2 separate regions of the Homo sapiens genome follow, and region 1 is linked to region 2. A link is an interaction called in ENCODE POLR2A ChIA-PET data of the cell type or tissue named here. Cell type or tissue: GM12878. All regions are shown on one strand.

The links. ChIA-PET counts read pairs that join two places held together with the same protein. Peaks named below come from ENCODE experiments on the same cell type or tissue, not always from the same donor. Only the 100,000 strongest peaks of a DNase experiment are listed, where the experiment ranks them.
Region 1: POLR2A ChIA-PET joins it to region 2 with 5 read pairs; 2 of 35 experiments call an interaction of 5 or more read pairs at or near these places.

What each region holds. Positions count from the first base shown.
Region 1 is chr5:55,965,645-55,973,644 of GRCh38, reverse strand. IL6ST (interleukin 6 cytokine family signal transducer) reads left to right here. Exons shown (of 17, transcript NM_002184.4): 4 at 3,790-4,095; 5 at 5,249-5,369. Among named protein-coding and RNA genes, the nearest start is that of IL6ST, 25 kb to the left of the region's middle. In GM12878, no CTCF peak of the experiment used is centred here; no DNase peak of the experiment used is centred here.
Region 2 is chr5:55,768,419-55,776,418 of GRCh38, reverse strand. The region is part of intron 7 of DDX4 (DEAD-box helicase 4); the gene reads right to left. Among named protein-coding and RNA genes, the nearest start is that of DDX4, 34 kb to the right of the region's middle. In GM12878, no CTCF peak of the experiment used is centred here; DNase peaks (open chromatin) are centred at 4,825 and 5,132.

The sequences.
Region 1 (8,000 bases), 200 kb before region 2:
GTCTGGGGCCTCAGCTGCAATATTCAGACTGGGGGCTGGAGTCATCTTCAGACTCCTTCGCTTATATGTCTGTTGTTAATGGTATCTGCAGGCTGAGGGCTTTGCTGGGGCCATTGTCCAAAACACCATACGTGGCCTCTTTTTATGGCCCTGGCTTTCTTACAATGTGTGGCTGGGTTCTAAGGGCAGATATCCCGGGAGAGAGAAAGAAAGCTAATTGGAGTCTGTATTCTTTTAATGATCTAGCCTCTGAAGTCTCATAGCACACTCCATTGGCTGGAGTGGACACAAGGCACCCATACAGATCTGATGTGGTTGGGGGAAATGCAGTCCCCACCTCTTCATGAAAAGAGTATGCGTGACATCGTAAGAAAAACGTGGGATGGGATAAATATGTAGGTGTGGCCATTCTTAAAATACAGTCTTCTCCAAGGATTGAGGGCATGCACTTCAGCATATTCTACTTAAGACTATCCTCTAATTGACTTTTTTCTTAAGTCAGTTTTTTTATATATGGGTAATCAAATATAAATTTGAGTATGAACCTATAAAAGTAGCAAAATATCAGCAATTTCATAATGTTCATTGTAATATCGGTTATAGTATATTCTTTTTTTTTTTGCTTTTTTTCTTTTTTTTTGAGATGGAATCTCGTTTCGTTGCCTAGGCTGGAGTGCAGTGGCACAATCTCAGCTCACTGCAACCTCTGCCCCCCAGGTTCAAGCAATTCTCCTGCCTCAGCCTCCTGAGTAGCTGGAATTACAGGTGCAGGTCACCACGCCCGGGTAATTTTTGTATTTTTAGTAGAGACGGGATTTCACCATGTTGGTCAGGCTGGTCTAGAACTCCTCATCTCAGGTGATCCATCCACCTCGGCCTCCCAAAGTGCTGGGATTACAGACGTGAGTCACTGCGTCCAACCCAGTTATAGTGTATTCTAATTCACATTTCTTCATCTTGCCCTATAAACATTCAAAATAACTTTATCAGATACCTTTCTTAATTAAAATACTTTCTTTTTACAATTTAATCTCAGCCTGGTAGCCCTGTAAAATGGGATTAATTTGACATGGGATGGTATTATTGAAGCTGTGTCTCACTTTGAAAAACGGAACATTTGCCCCTTTTTTTTCGAGACTGAATCTCACTCTGTCGCTCAGGCTGGAGTGCAGTGGTGTGATCTTGGCTCACTGCAAGCTCCGCCTCCTGGGTTCACACCATTCTCCTGCCTCAGCCTCCCAAGTAGCTGGGACTACAGGCGCCCGCCACCACGCCCGGCTAATTTTTTGTATTTTTAGTAGAGACAGGGTTTCACTATGTTAGCCACGATGGCCTTGATCTCCTGACCTCGTGATCCACCCACCTCGGCCTCCCAAAGTGCTGGGATTACAGGTGTGAGCCACTGCGCCCAGCCCATTTGCCCATTTTTAATATTTCTCTTATTCTGTGTGATTAAAAATTATTCATACTGAGTCTCTAATTATATCTTTTTAGAACTCTAGAGTATATTTCATATTTAACATCCCTATGATTACTTTAGAGAAAGTATAACAAGTGATTTTGCCAAAGAATAAAGTGATGTCTAGGGAATTGTAAGGTCTGACCCAGTATCAGAGAGTAACTTAGTAGAGATTCTCCACTGGATGAAGGACCATGCTATTGGAAATTGAGAGTAATATATGCACTAAGATTTACAGTAGGCATTTATAAATAACAGCAAGATGATATAAACAGACCACATTATAAGTTTGAAACAAAGAAATACACATTCCAGCTCTGGGTTTTACAGGCTTTGTGAGAGGTCCTGGGATTCCATTTGGGGATACAATTTTGACTGCAAAAACTGTTTTTAATTTTTTCTGGGCTCACTGCAGCCTTGACCTCTTGGGCTCAAGCAATCCTCCTGCCTCAGCACACGACCCTCACCCCCAAGTAGCTGGGACTACAGGCGTGTGCCACCATGCCTGGCTAATATTTATATTTTTTTTGTAGAGATGGGGTTTTGCCATGTTGCCCAGGCTAGTAATTTTTAATCTCAAAAACACTTCATGGGTAACTACCCAGGAACCCCACAGCAAATAGGATTCATTGAGGAAAGCCACCTTAAAATTGTGGACATTGAAGCTAGAGAAAAAGAATAAAATCATGTCAAATAGTTGGGACTTTTATCTTGGTAGTAGGTAGCCACTAAATAATTTAAAGTAGACAAATGTCCTAATTATTTTAGAACAGTAACTGACAGTAGTATGTAAGATAAACTGGAAGGAGGTCAGACTGATATAGTATCCTGTGCTTCAGCAGTCAAAGTAGCATTGGAAAGAAGATGTTGATATGCTTATTAAGCATATAGAACCAATACAGTGCACTATTGTTAAGTTGGAGGTTAGAGGAGGCTAATTGGAGATGTTGGAAGATGACTACAGAGTATCTGTCCTGGATGTCTGGATGGGAGTGGTGCTGTTAGCAGAGGCAGAGAAATAAGAATAAAAAATAATAAGTTTGAAAAGATTATGATACATAATAGTTTTGGACATGCTCATTTAAAAATAGCTATGGGATATCTCAGGTAGATATATGTCTAATGGGCTATTGAAAGCATGGGGGTTTAGTGCTAGAGATAGGGATTGAGATGTCATCAATGTGGAGTAGGTGATAGGTAAAGCATGTAGTTGTGTTTAATTCTCTTTTACCCAATCTGATTCTTTGTGTTTTGTTTTGTTTGTTTTGTTTTGTTTTGTTTTTTGAGACTCTGTCTCACTCTGTCTCCCAAGCTGGAGTGCAGTGGCGTGATCTCACTGCAACCTCCACTTCCTGGGTTCAGGTGATTCTCATGCCTCAGCCTCCCAAGCAGCTGGGATTACAGGTGCCCACCATGACACCCAGCTAATTTTTGTATTTTTAGTAGAGACTGGGTTTTAGCATGTTGGTTAGGCTGATTCTTTGTTTTTAAATAGGGGATCCTATCCCATGCATTTATTTTCACTCTGTTGTCCAGGGTGGAGTGCAGTGGCTTACTACATCCTTGACCCCTTGGGCTCAAGCCATCATCCCACTTCAGCCTCCCGAATAGCTGGGACTATAGGCGTGCACCACCATGCTCGGCTAATTTTTTTTGTTTTTAGTACAGATGGCATCTCCCTATGTTGCCCAAGCTGGTTTCAAACTCCTGAGCTCGAGCGATCCTCTTGCCTCGGCCTCCCAAAAGTGCTGAGATTATAGACGCAAACCATCATACCCAGGGCCATGCATTTATTCTTAAAACTAAACTATTTGGCCATCTTGTTCTATTCTTCCTGTTTTGTATTGGTCCCTTGCTGTTTCCTTTGTTGTCTGAGTTTTGATGTGTGGACAATGTATACTGTCTGTGACCCCAACTGTACTCCACAACAGCATTCAGGACTGTAGAGGAGACCACCACTGCCTGTTTTCTGGAGAGTTTAGTTTAGACCTGGGATCTAAATGGAGGGACAGGATACGTTGTGGGGCAAGTATGAATCATGCTGCAGGCAGTCTGTGTTTCTTAAAGAAATAGTTTATACCATGGGCTATAAAGCATGAATGGGTTTTTCTTAATTCAGCTCTATTATCTTTATAATTTGTATATTTCTTTACAAATTCAGGCATTAAATTCTAACCATATTAATTTTCAGTTGTGTATTGTCTTTTTCTGTGTCTTTAGGGATATTTTAGTGACGGTTGAGGGACTCTACATTGAGTGCTACCAGCTAGATATCATTTTGTACCAGAAAAATTCAGTCCATTTATATATTTTCTATTGTTCCTTTTTAGGTGAACTTCTAGATCCATGTGGTTATATCAGTCCTGAATCTCCAGTTGTACAACTTCATTCTAATTTCACTGCAGTTTGTGTGCTAAAGGAAAAATGTATGGATTATTTTCATGTAAATGCTAATTACATTGTCTGGAAAACAAACCATTTTACTATTCCTAAGGAGCAATATACTATCATAAACAGAACAGCATCCAGTGTCACCTTTACAGATATAGCTTCATTAAATATTCAGCTCACTTGCAACATTCTTACATTCGGACAGCTTGAACAGAATGTTTATGGAATCACAATAATTTCAGGCTGTAAGTTTTGTTTTTGTCTTATTTCAGACTTTGTCATGACTATTGAACTGCATTTTTAATGTTGTCCTTTCATCTTTATAAAATGTAGTAACTTGTGGACTTAGTGACTTGGACATGTTTGGTTTTTAAAAAATAAGCTTAGAAGTAGGAACCACAAGTCTCCTGTCTTTCCTGAAAGTCAAGCAGTTTCACTTTACTAGAGAAATATTTGACATGAGACCCCCCCCACCACAGGAAAGTATTGTTGAATTGACATAATGATGGTAATTCTCAGTATCCCTTAATTGCTGAGAAAATGCACGTGTAAAGCAGCTACCTGAAGAAAGCGAACAAATACTGGAGTAAATCCTTTTTTTTTTTTTGGTGACAGAGTCTCGCTCTGTCACCCAGGCTGGAGTGCAGTGGCATCATCTCAGCTCACTGCCCTCCCGGGTTCAAGCAATCCTCCTGCCTCAGCCTCCCAAGTAGCTGGGACTACAGGCATGAGCCACCACGCCCGGCTAATTTTTCATATTTTTAGTAGAAATGGGGTTTCGCCATGTTGGCCAGGCTGGTCTCAAACTCCTGACCTCAGGTGATCCACTTGCCTCGGGCTCCCAAACTGCTGGGATTACAGGCGTGAGCCACTGTGCCTGGCCTTGGAGTAACAAAGTAAACAAAATAAACTTACTATGATCCAAAAGTGGGTTATCTAATTTGTGGATCACCCAGACTTTACTGTTTTGGCATTTGCTTTTCTTCCAACGAGTTTGGGAAAGCAATAAGAAGAGAAATATAAATGAATCATTTTGGCTTCTACTTAGTTGCCTCTTACAAACATATGTATATATTACTTTTAAAAATATACTTAATGGAGAAATCAGTTGATATTTTTTTCCAGTTATAAATGAAAGTTGATTTTACATAGAAAATTAATGTGAAACAAACCAGTTGATGACAGTTAGGATGGATGTATATATATTACTTCCTGAAAAGAAGTGTAAGAGTTGGGATAGAAAAGAAATTGTCATCAGCCTTTCATTGTGTCCATACTTTTTGCTTGGGTTTGATTTTTTTCATCTAATTTAGATCGCAAATGCCTTGGGTAGTATATAAATTGCATAATATTTGTGGATATAAAGCTTTCTGAAAGATGCTAATTAATCCCTTTTAGTGCCTCCAGAAAAACCTAAAAATTTGAGTTGCATTGTGAACGAGGGGAAGAAAATGAGGTGTGAGTGGGATGGTGGAAGGGAAACACACTTGGAGACAAACTTCACTTTAAAATCTGAATGGTACGTTATTTTAAATTTGTTTCATGTTAGATTTATTAAAGTTAGTCATTTTTGCTGGAATTTTTATTTTACCAAGTAATAATATTAAATGCTATTTTAAAACATTTAATTTTTTATTCTGTAACATTTCAAATATATGTAAAAGTAGAGGCCAGGCGCGGTGGCTCATGCCTGTAATCCCCCAGGCGCGGCGGCCCATGCCTGTAACTCCAGCACTTACGGAGGCTGAGGTGGGCAGATAACTTGAGGTCAGGAGTTCGAGACCAGCCTGGCCAACCAGAGCAAAACCCTGTCTCTACCAAAACTACAAAAATTAGCCAGGCATGGTGGCGGGTGCCTGTAATCCCAGTGACTCGGAGGTTGAGGCAGGAGAATCACTTAAATCCAGGAGGCGGAGGTTGCAGTGAGCCCGGATTGCACCACTACACTCCAGCCTGGGTAACAGAGTGAGACTCCATCTCAAAAAAAATAAATAAATAAAAAATAAAAGTAGAAAGAATAGTAGAATACCCATACATACCCATCACTCAGCTTCAACACTGGTCAGCTCATGACCAGTCTTATTTCAAAGGTACTCTTTGCCTATATTGTCTTGAAGAGAGAATCGCGGGCATCATATTTCATCCAAAGATATTTCAGTATGCGTCTCTAAAAGATGAGGACATTTTAAAAAAAAGCATAACAACATACCACTGTTACACTCAGATATAAAATATTACATTTTCAGTTAGTGTTGATTTCCCCTATGTCTCATGAATATGCCTATATGTATAATTTTTTTTACATTTGTTTCAGTCAAGATTCGAATAAGCTCCATACTTTGTGAATTTATGTCTTGTCTCTTAAATTATAGGTTCTATTTGTTCTTTTTTCTTACATTTCAGTTGTTAAACTGTTATACATTGTACATTGTTTAACATATTCCCTTGTCTTTTTTTTTTTTTTTTTTTTTTTTTTTTTTTTTTTGAGATGGAGTCTTGCTCTGTCACCTAGGCTGGAGTACAGTGGCATGATCTCTGCTCACTGCAACCTCCGCTTCCCAGGTTCAAGCAATTCTCCTGCCTCAGCCTCCTGAGTAGCTGGGATTACAGGCATGTGCCACCATGCCCAGCTAATTTTTTTCTATTTTTAATAGAGAGGGTTTCACCATGTTGGTCAGGCTGGTCTTGAACTCCTGACCTCGTGATCTGGCTGCCTCTGCCTCCCAGAGTGCTTAGATGATAGACGTGGCCACCGCGCCTGGCCCCCTTGTCTTTTTCTTTCCAAAAAATTGCTTTTAGATCTACAGATTTCATCAGATTTGGGTTTGATTTTTTTTTTTTCCCCAAAAAAATATTTTGTAGGAGTGATGTGTACTTCTGTCAGGAAAGACCAGATAATGTTTCACTGTTTTTCTTTTTTCTGATACTAAGATTGAGCAGTGGTTTCGGGTGTTGTCAGCCTTATTCCTTTATTTACTAAGTTTCCCATTTGTTTTTTCCAAACAGAAAAGTTGAAAGAGTTTTACAGTGAACACTCTTGCATACCCTAGATTCTACAATTAACATTTTACTATCTTTGCTTTATCACCTATTTATCTATGCATCCTTCTCTCCATCTCTCAATCTATCTCTTTTTTATGTATTTCATAGTGAGTTGCAGTCATTAATATACCTCACCCTTAATCACTTCAGTATTTCATAGTGAGTTACAGTCATTAATATACCTCATTCTTAATCACTTCAGTATTTACATGAACTAGAGTTCAGTATTATGTTTTTAAATAAAATTTACATATAGTGAAAACACAAATCTTAGTGTATCATTCAGTGAGTTTTGACAAGTACAGACACCTGTGTAACTCAATCAGTATCAAGACATAGAACATGACTAACACACCTAAAAAGTTCCTTCCTGCTCCTTCAGTCAATCCCAGCAAGTGCCCCACCCCATGAGCAACTACCTGTCTGATATTCTTCACCATAGATTATTTTTTCCTGTTACAGAATGTCTCATATAAATGGGATTATATAGTATATACTCTTCTGTGAAAAGTTTTATAACTCAACAGAATGTTTCCGAAATTTAATCATGTTGTTTTCCCACTAGTATTTCCCTTACAGCTTTGAGCAGTCATCAGTGATTATAATTTGTATATAAATTACAAAACTATGGTATTCTGTGTTTTGTTTTAGCTGAAATACTTAAAGAAAAACTTGCCTTTATCAACTGTGGTTTACCCTGAAGTACAGTTCAGATAGGAGAAGCAAGATAGGTTTAATATTTTTCCTTAATTACCAGTTTTATAATTAGTTGATTCCCTAGTATCCTCCAAAGGTAGAATAATGAGGGCTTTTCTTTCTCATTATAAATTTATATTTAAACATATTTGATATGTTTTAACTCATTATGGATTGTCCCATCTTTGATCAGTGGCAGTTTACTCAAATTGGCTCATTCATCCTTTTTTTTTTTTTTTTTTGAGACAGAGTTTTGCTCTTTTGACCAGGCTGTAGTGAAGTGGCGTGATCTCGGCTCACTGCCTCCCGAGTGGCTGGGATTATAGGCACCCACCACCCCGCCCGGCTCATTCATCGTCTTGACACAACTTCCTTAGCCTTTGATAGCTCTCTGATATAACATGCTTTTACA
Region 2 (8,000 bases):
CTCTGGAAAAGTCTCATCTATTCTCTTTGAATATTCTTCTTTCCTGTCCTCCTCCCATTTTCTGGCCACTCCTCAGGAGACAGTCATATGTTGAACCACAGGTCTTAGTCTATCTTCCATACCTTATTTATTAACCACTCTCGTGTTTTCCATTTCCAAGTTTAGAGAATTTCCACAGATTTATCTTTGAATTAATTCATTCTCTTCATCTGTGTTTAATCTTTACCTTTAATCACTCTGTTCTTTTCTGTAAGTTTCTAAAAATTCAAATTGAGTCCTTTTCTTGTTTTTTGTTTTTTGAGACAGAGTCTCGTTCGGTCACCCAGGCTGGAGTGCAGTGGCGCCATCTCAGCTCACTGCAACCTCCACCTCCTGGGTTCAAGTGATTCTCCTGCCTCAGACTCCAAGTAGCTGGGACTACAGGGCTGCACCACCACGCCCAGTTAATTTTTGTATTTTTAGTAGAGACGGGGTTTTAACATGTTGGCCAGGTTGGTCTCAAACTCCTGACCTTAGGTGATCCACCCACTTCGGCCTCCCAAAGTGCTGGGATTACAGGTGTGAGCCACTGCGCCCGGCCAACAAAATATATTTCTTAAAGTAACCTGAGTCCTCCCAGAAGGTATAGTCTGCATTTCATAAGGGACAGCTGACAATCTAACTCTTAAAGATGTTTGGTGACAATATCTTCAGAAAGAAATTACCTTATAAATCCTCTAACCTTTGTATAAAAGAAAATGGAACATCTTTTATTACTTTTTAAAAAAATACTTACCAGATAGTTATTATATTTCTACATACTAATGAATAAAATGAAAACACTAAAATGATATGTATCACTGATATCAGCAAAAATGGCCAAGTAAGGAACTCTAAATTCCACTACTCCAAAAAGGCAAGGAAAAAAATGGGCAAGAACTGTCAGAATTAACTTTTTCCAAACTCTAGAAATCAATAAAAGGCTTGAAGCAACCCAGGGAATTTTTTCTTTTAAACAGCAAATTTCGCAGCATTTTAACTTACCTAGTTCCATCTCCCGGCAACTCAACTTGTAAGTATATAACCAAAAGATTTGAAAACAGGGACTCAAACAGATAACTGTAGGTGAATGTTCATAGCGGACTTACAATAGTCGGAAAGAAGAAACAATCCAAGTGTCCGTCACATGGATAAACAAAATGTGGTAAATACATTATATTATTCAACCATTAAAAGAAATGTAGTTTTGATGCATGCTACAACATGGATGAACACTGAAAACAAGATGCTAAGTAAAATAAGCCAAATACGACAGGACAAATATTGTACGATTCCACTTGTATGAAATACCTAAAATAGACAAATTTCATAGAGAACATGGAATAGAGGTTACCAAAGACCAGGGTTAAGGGAGTACACAGGGAATTGTTGTCTAACGGAATACAAAGTTTCTATCTGGGTGATGATAGTGATGACAGAATACTGTGCACTTAATGCCAAAAATTATACACTTAAGAATAGTTAATATGGGAATTTTATGTTATAGAGATCTTACCACAAAAAAGCTCAAAATATCCCAAGTTTCATGAAAACTATTAATCTATAAATCCAAGAAGCTCAACTCCAAGGAGGGTAAACCCAAAAAGATCCACATCTAGACACATCAATATAAAACATCAACAAATGGTGCTAGAACAACTGGGTATCCATATGCAAAAGAATTTGGACCCCCACCCTACACCATCTATAAAAATGAATTCAAAATGCATCAAAGACTTAAGTGTAAGAACTAAAACTATAAAATTCTTAGAAGGAAACAAAGGAAAAAGTCTGCATGACTCTGGATTAGGCAACAGTTTTCTAGTTATAACACCAAAAGAACATAAAAAGATAAACTGGGTTTGATAAAAATGTTAAATTTTAGTGTTTCAAAGGGTACTATCAAGAAAGGGAAAAGACAACCCACAGGAGGTTATTAAACATTTGCAGGCCAGATGCAGTGGCTCACACCTGTAATCCGAGCACTTTGGAAGGCCAAGAAGGGAGAACTGCTTGAGCCCAGGAGTTTGAGACAAGCCTGGACAACACAGTGAGACCCCATCCCTACAAAAAATAAAGAAATTAGCTGGGCATGGTGGCACATGCCTATAGTCCCAGCTACTCAGGAGGCTGAGGTGGGAGGACTGCTTGAGACCAGGAAGTTGAAGCTGTCATGAACCATGACTGTGCCACTGCACCCCAGAGTCTGGGTGACAGAGCGAGACTCTGTCTCAAAAACAAAAAAAAAAAAATTAGATAAATTAAAAAAAAATAAACATTTGCAAATCAGGTAGCTGATGATACTCACATTGAGAATATATAAATAAATCTTAGAACATAAAAAGACAACCCAATTGTTAAAATGAGTGAAGGATCTGAAAGACATTTCTCCAAAGATATACAAATGGTCAATAAGCATATGAAAAGCTGCTCAACATCACAGTCATCAAAAAATGCAATCAAAACAACAATAAGGGCTGGGCACTGTGGCACACATGCTTGTAATCCCAGCACTTTGGGAGGCTGAGGCAGGCAGATTGCTTGAACTCAGGAGTTCAATATCAGCCTGCGCAATGTAGTGGAACCCCATCTCTAAAAAAATACAAAAATTAGCAGGGCATGGTAGTACACGCCTGTAGTCCCAGCTACACAGAGGGCTGAGGTGGAAGGATTATTTGAGCCTAGGAGGTTGAGGCTGCAGTGAGCCGAAATTGTGACAGAGCCCTCCAGCCTGGGTGAGAGTAAGACCCTGTCTCAAAAAAATAAAAAAACAAAAAACCCACAATGAGATACCACTTCATACTCAGTAGAATGGCTATAATTAAAAAAACACCAGTAATAACTAGTATCGGTGGATGTGGAGAAATCAGAACCCTCATAACATTGAGAGTGGTAATATAAAATGGTACAGCTACTATAGAAAATAATTTGGCAGTTCCTCAAAAAGTTAAACATTAAGAGTTAGCACATGACACAGCAATTCCACTCCTAAGTATATACTCCAGAAAAATGAAAACACAGGTTCACATAAAAACTTGTACACAAATGAATACGGCAGCATTAGCCATGATAGCCCAAAAGTGGAAACAACTCAAACATTCATCAGCTGAAGAATAAACAAATGTGATGTAACCACACAACAGTAGAGCCCTCATGAATGGAATTAGTGTTCTTATAAAAGAAGCCCCAGAGAGCTGCCTGGCCTTATCCACCATGTGAGGACACAGAGAGAAGACACCATCTATGAACCAGGAAATGGGCCCTCACCAGACACTGAATCTGCTGGTGCCTTGATCTCAGACTTCTGACTCTCCAGAACTGTGAGAAATAAATTTCTGTTGTTTACAAAGCTACCCAGTTTATAGCATTTTGTTATAGCAATGCAAATTAAGATAGCTTTTTCTTCTGGAAATTGATTAAGCTCATTCTAAAAATCACACAGGAATGCAAAGGACTAAAAATAACAGGCAATCTTGAGGTTTTTCATTTGTTTTGTGTTGTTATAAAGGAATACCTGAGACTGGATAATTAATGAAAAAAAAGGTTTATTTGGCTCAAGATTTGATATCTGAAAATGTTCAAGACTGGGCATCTGGGAAGAGCCTCAGGCTGCTTCCACCCATGGCTGAAGGTGAAAGGGAGCTGGTGTGTTCAGAGATCATATGATGCAGAGGAAGTAGAGGGTACCAGGCCCTTTTAACAACTAGCTGTCAAGGGAACTAGTAGGCAACTCACTCAACAGCCCCACAAGGAAACAGGTCTATTCATGAGAGATCTGCGCCCCCATGACCCAAATACCTCCCATTAGACCCTACCTCCAACTCTGGGAATCAAATTTCAACATGAGAAGGACAAACATCCAAACCATAGCACTTGAAAAACAAGCACTTGAAAGACTTACAATGCCAGATATCAGGACCTATTATGAAACCACAGTAATTAGATTATGGGGCAATGGTACAAAAATAGAAAAACTGACCAACGGAATAAAACCTAGAGAAACAGATACACATATATAAGCCACCTAATTTAGGACAAAGGCAGCCCTGTAGTGCAAAGCAGAAGGGACAGTCTTTTCAGTAAGTGATACTAGGTCAACTGAACATCTATATGGAAAAAAAATGTATATTGATTCCCACATTATATACAAAAATAAACTCCAGATTAATGACAATTACTTTTTTTTGTTTTAGACGGAGTCTCTCTCTGTCGCCCAGGCTGGAGTGCAGTGGCGCAATCTCAGCTCACTGCAACCTCTGCCTCCCAGGTTCAAGCGATTCTTCTGCCTCAGCCTGCCGAGTAGGTGGGACTACAGGCATGCGCCCAGCTAATTTTTGTATTTTTAGTACAGACGGGGTTTCACCATATTGGCCAGGCTGGTCTCGAACTCCTGACCTTAAGTGATCTGCCCGCCTCCCAAAGTGCTGGCATTACAGGCATAAGCCACCGCGTCCGGCCTATCTGTATGTACTATTCTTGCAACTTTTAAGTTTTAAATCATTTACAAATAAAAAGGTAAAAGTAAAGATACTCAACAGAAAAATGGGCAAACGACTTGACAAAAGATGTCCAGATGTCCAAATGGCCAATAAACATAAGAAGTGCTCCACATTCCATTAGTCCAAAAAAATAGAAATTTAATACAAAATGAGTACACCACCACACAACCAGCAGAATGGTTAAAAGGAGAGAAAAAGAAAATACCAAGCATTGGTTAGAATGTGAGTGTATCTTAGTTTAAACGCTGAAAACATTTGACAATACTATTAAAGCCAAAAATATATATAGCCTATGACCTAGCAATTCTTCTTCTGAGTATGTACTAATGACAACCAAAAGAATACTAGAATGTTTACAGAAGCACTTTCACAATGGCCCCAAACTGGAGGTAATCCAAATACCTATCACTAATAGAAAAACAGTAAAACAAAAGAATACTAAACAGTAATAATGATCTACAATTGCAACAAACACACTAAGAAGGTAAACATAAAACACTACATACTATATGATTCCATTTATACCAAGTATAAAAATAGACGAAATTATCGTATGCTGTTAGAAGTCATAACAGAAGTTTTGGGGGTAATGAGTCATTAGTGAGTAAAAAATGAACATGAAAAGGGGCTTTTGAGGTGCCAGTAATTTGTATTTCATGACCTGAATGCTGGTGAACACACTGAACTCAAGTGAGTTCAGTTTGTGAAACATAATTGAACTATACACTTATGGTATGTGTACCTGTCTACATATTTTAATATAAACATATATACACACGTGTATTTTCTGAGTGACCCCTATATGCAAACTTCCTATCCTCAAATGTATACATCTACAGAGAATGGAAATCAGGGATACCCTGCAAAATGGCTGTGCCCCTGCTAATTATCCTACACTAATCTGTAAGTCAGGACCAAGCACATAGAGCTGCAAATGGTTTCGACTGCCTCATTTAAATATGAATTAAATTGATTTAAAGTAAATGTTAATAGTACAAAAGATATTCACTGGTCTGAAGAAAAAAATTTCAAATATGAGCTATGTTTTAGGAACATTAAGTGCCAAAAATTGCTTGTTAAAAAAAATATGGTAAAAGATGAGTCTTGTTTTTTCTTAGCTTAACTTTCTCCCCACCACCACCCCTCTCCACAATTATCATAAGAAGTAATTAAGGAGACAGTCTTCCCTCATTATGAAATCCACAAGTCCTACCTTCACTAGGGAGGGCCTAATTCAGCCAGCTACCTACCTAATGGGCAAAGGAAAAGAATGTCTCCAAGGTGCGGTAAAAACACTGATGTATCTGATTACTATGTAGTTCCAAACAATAAAACCTCTTATCATAGATTTGCACATCCTCAGCAATTTTATAGTAAGTTCACTATATTCTTCATACGTTTTGTTGTCATTGCTATTTTAACATGACTGCCCATATATAATCAAGAATTAAGCATGGTAATTTTTGATACAATCTCATCTCAAATTCAATAGAAGCTGAATTACCAGAGTATGGTGAAATACAGCTAGACTTGAACAAAAAATAATCTACAATTTCTTCCCCCCTCAAATTTCCAATGACTCTATTCAGAGACAAAGACATCCCCAGTTCATCTAAATTGCAACTGACCAAGATTCACATTGTCCCTCTTCTGTAATTGATAGCACATTCTGGAGATCATAGGGGGGAAAAAAAAACCACAACCAACAGATCCAGTGACATTAGAAAGTAAAACAAGGACAGGCACAGTGGCTCATGCCGGTAATCCCAGCACTTTGGGAGGCTGAGGTGACAGCTCCTGAGGGTCAGGAGTTCCAGACCAGCCTGGCCAACATAGTGAAACTCCATCTCTACTAAAAATACAAAACTTAGCCAGGCATGCTGGCACATGCCTGTAGTCCCAGCTACTAGAGAGGGTAAAGGCACAAGAATCACTTGAACCTGGGAGGTGGAGGTTGCAGTGAGCCAAGATCACACCACTGCACTCCAGCCTGGGTGACAGAGTGAGACTCCATCTCAAAAAAAAAAAAAAAGTAAAAGAAGGCATTATTTTTGTGCTCTCTATTCTGTTCCACTGGTCTAGGTATCTGGTTTTGGACCAGTACCACGCTGTTTTGGTTATTACAGCCTTGTAGTATAGTTTGAACTCAGGTAATGTGACGCTTTCCAGCTTTGTTCTTTGTGCTTGGGATTGTCTTGCCTATTCATGCTCTTTTTTGGTTCCATATGAATTTTAAAATTGTTTTTTTCTAATTCTGTGAAGAATGTTATTGGTAGATTGGATCTGTAAATAGCTTTGGGCAGTATGGCCATTTTAACAATATAGTGGATAGGAATGCCACTGATTTTTGTACATTGATTTTGTATCCTGAAATTCTGCTGAAGTAATTTATCAGATCAAGGAACTTTGGGGCAGAGATTATAGGGTTTTCTAGGTATAAAATCATACCATCTGCAAATAGGAATTCCACACACCTACAACCATCTGATTTTTGCCAGGGTTGACAACAACAAGCAATAAGGAAAGGATTCCTTATTCAATAAATGGCGCTAGGATAACTGGCTAGCCATATGCAGAAGATTGAAACTGGACCCCTTCCTTAGACCGCATACAAAAATCAACTCCAGACGGATTAAAGAATAACATGTAAAACCTAAAACTATAAAAACCCTGGAGATAACCTACAAAATACCATTCTAGACACAGGCCCTGGAAGATTCTGTGATGAAGATGCCAAAAGCCACCGCAACAGAAACAAAAATTGACAAATGGGACCTAATTAAATGAACAAGCTTCTGCACAACGAAAGAAACTATCAGCAGAGTAAACAGACAACCTACAGAATGGGAGAAAATATTTGCAAACTATGCATCCGACGAAGGCCTAATATCCAGAATCTATAAGGAAATTAAATGTACAAGCAGAAAAACAAACAACTCCGTTAAAAAGTGGACAATGGACATGGGCACGTTTCAAAAGACAATATACAGCCAACAGGCAGATGAAAAAATGCTCAGCATCACTAATCGTTAGAGAAATGCAAATCAAAACCACAATGAGATACCATCTCACACCAGTCAGAATGGTTATTATTAAAAAATCAAAAAATAACAGATGCTGGCAAGCTTGCAGAGAAAAGGGAATGCCTATACACTGCTGGTGGGAGTGTAAATTAGTTCAGCCATTGTGGAAAACAGTGTGGCGATTTCTCAAAGAACGTAAAACAGAACTACCATTCGATCCAGCAATCCCATAATTAGGTATATACCCAAAGGAATATAAATAATTCTACCATAAAGTCACATGTACACATATGTTCACCACAGCACTATTCACAATAGCAAAAACACAGAAATCAACCTAAATGCCCACCAACAGTAGACTGGACAAAGGTAATGTGGTATATATGCGCCATGGAATACTAGGCAGCCATAAAAAAGAATGACATAAAGTCCTTTGCAGGAACATGAATGGAGCTCCATT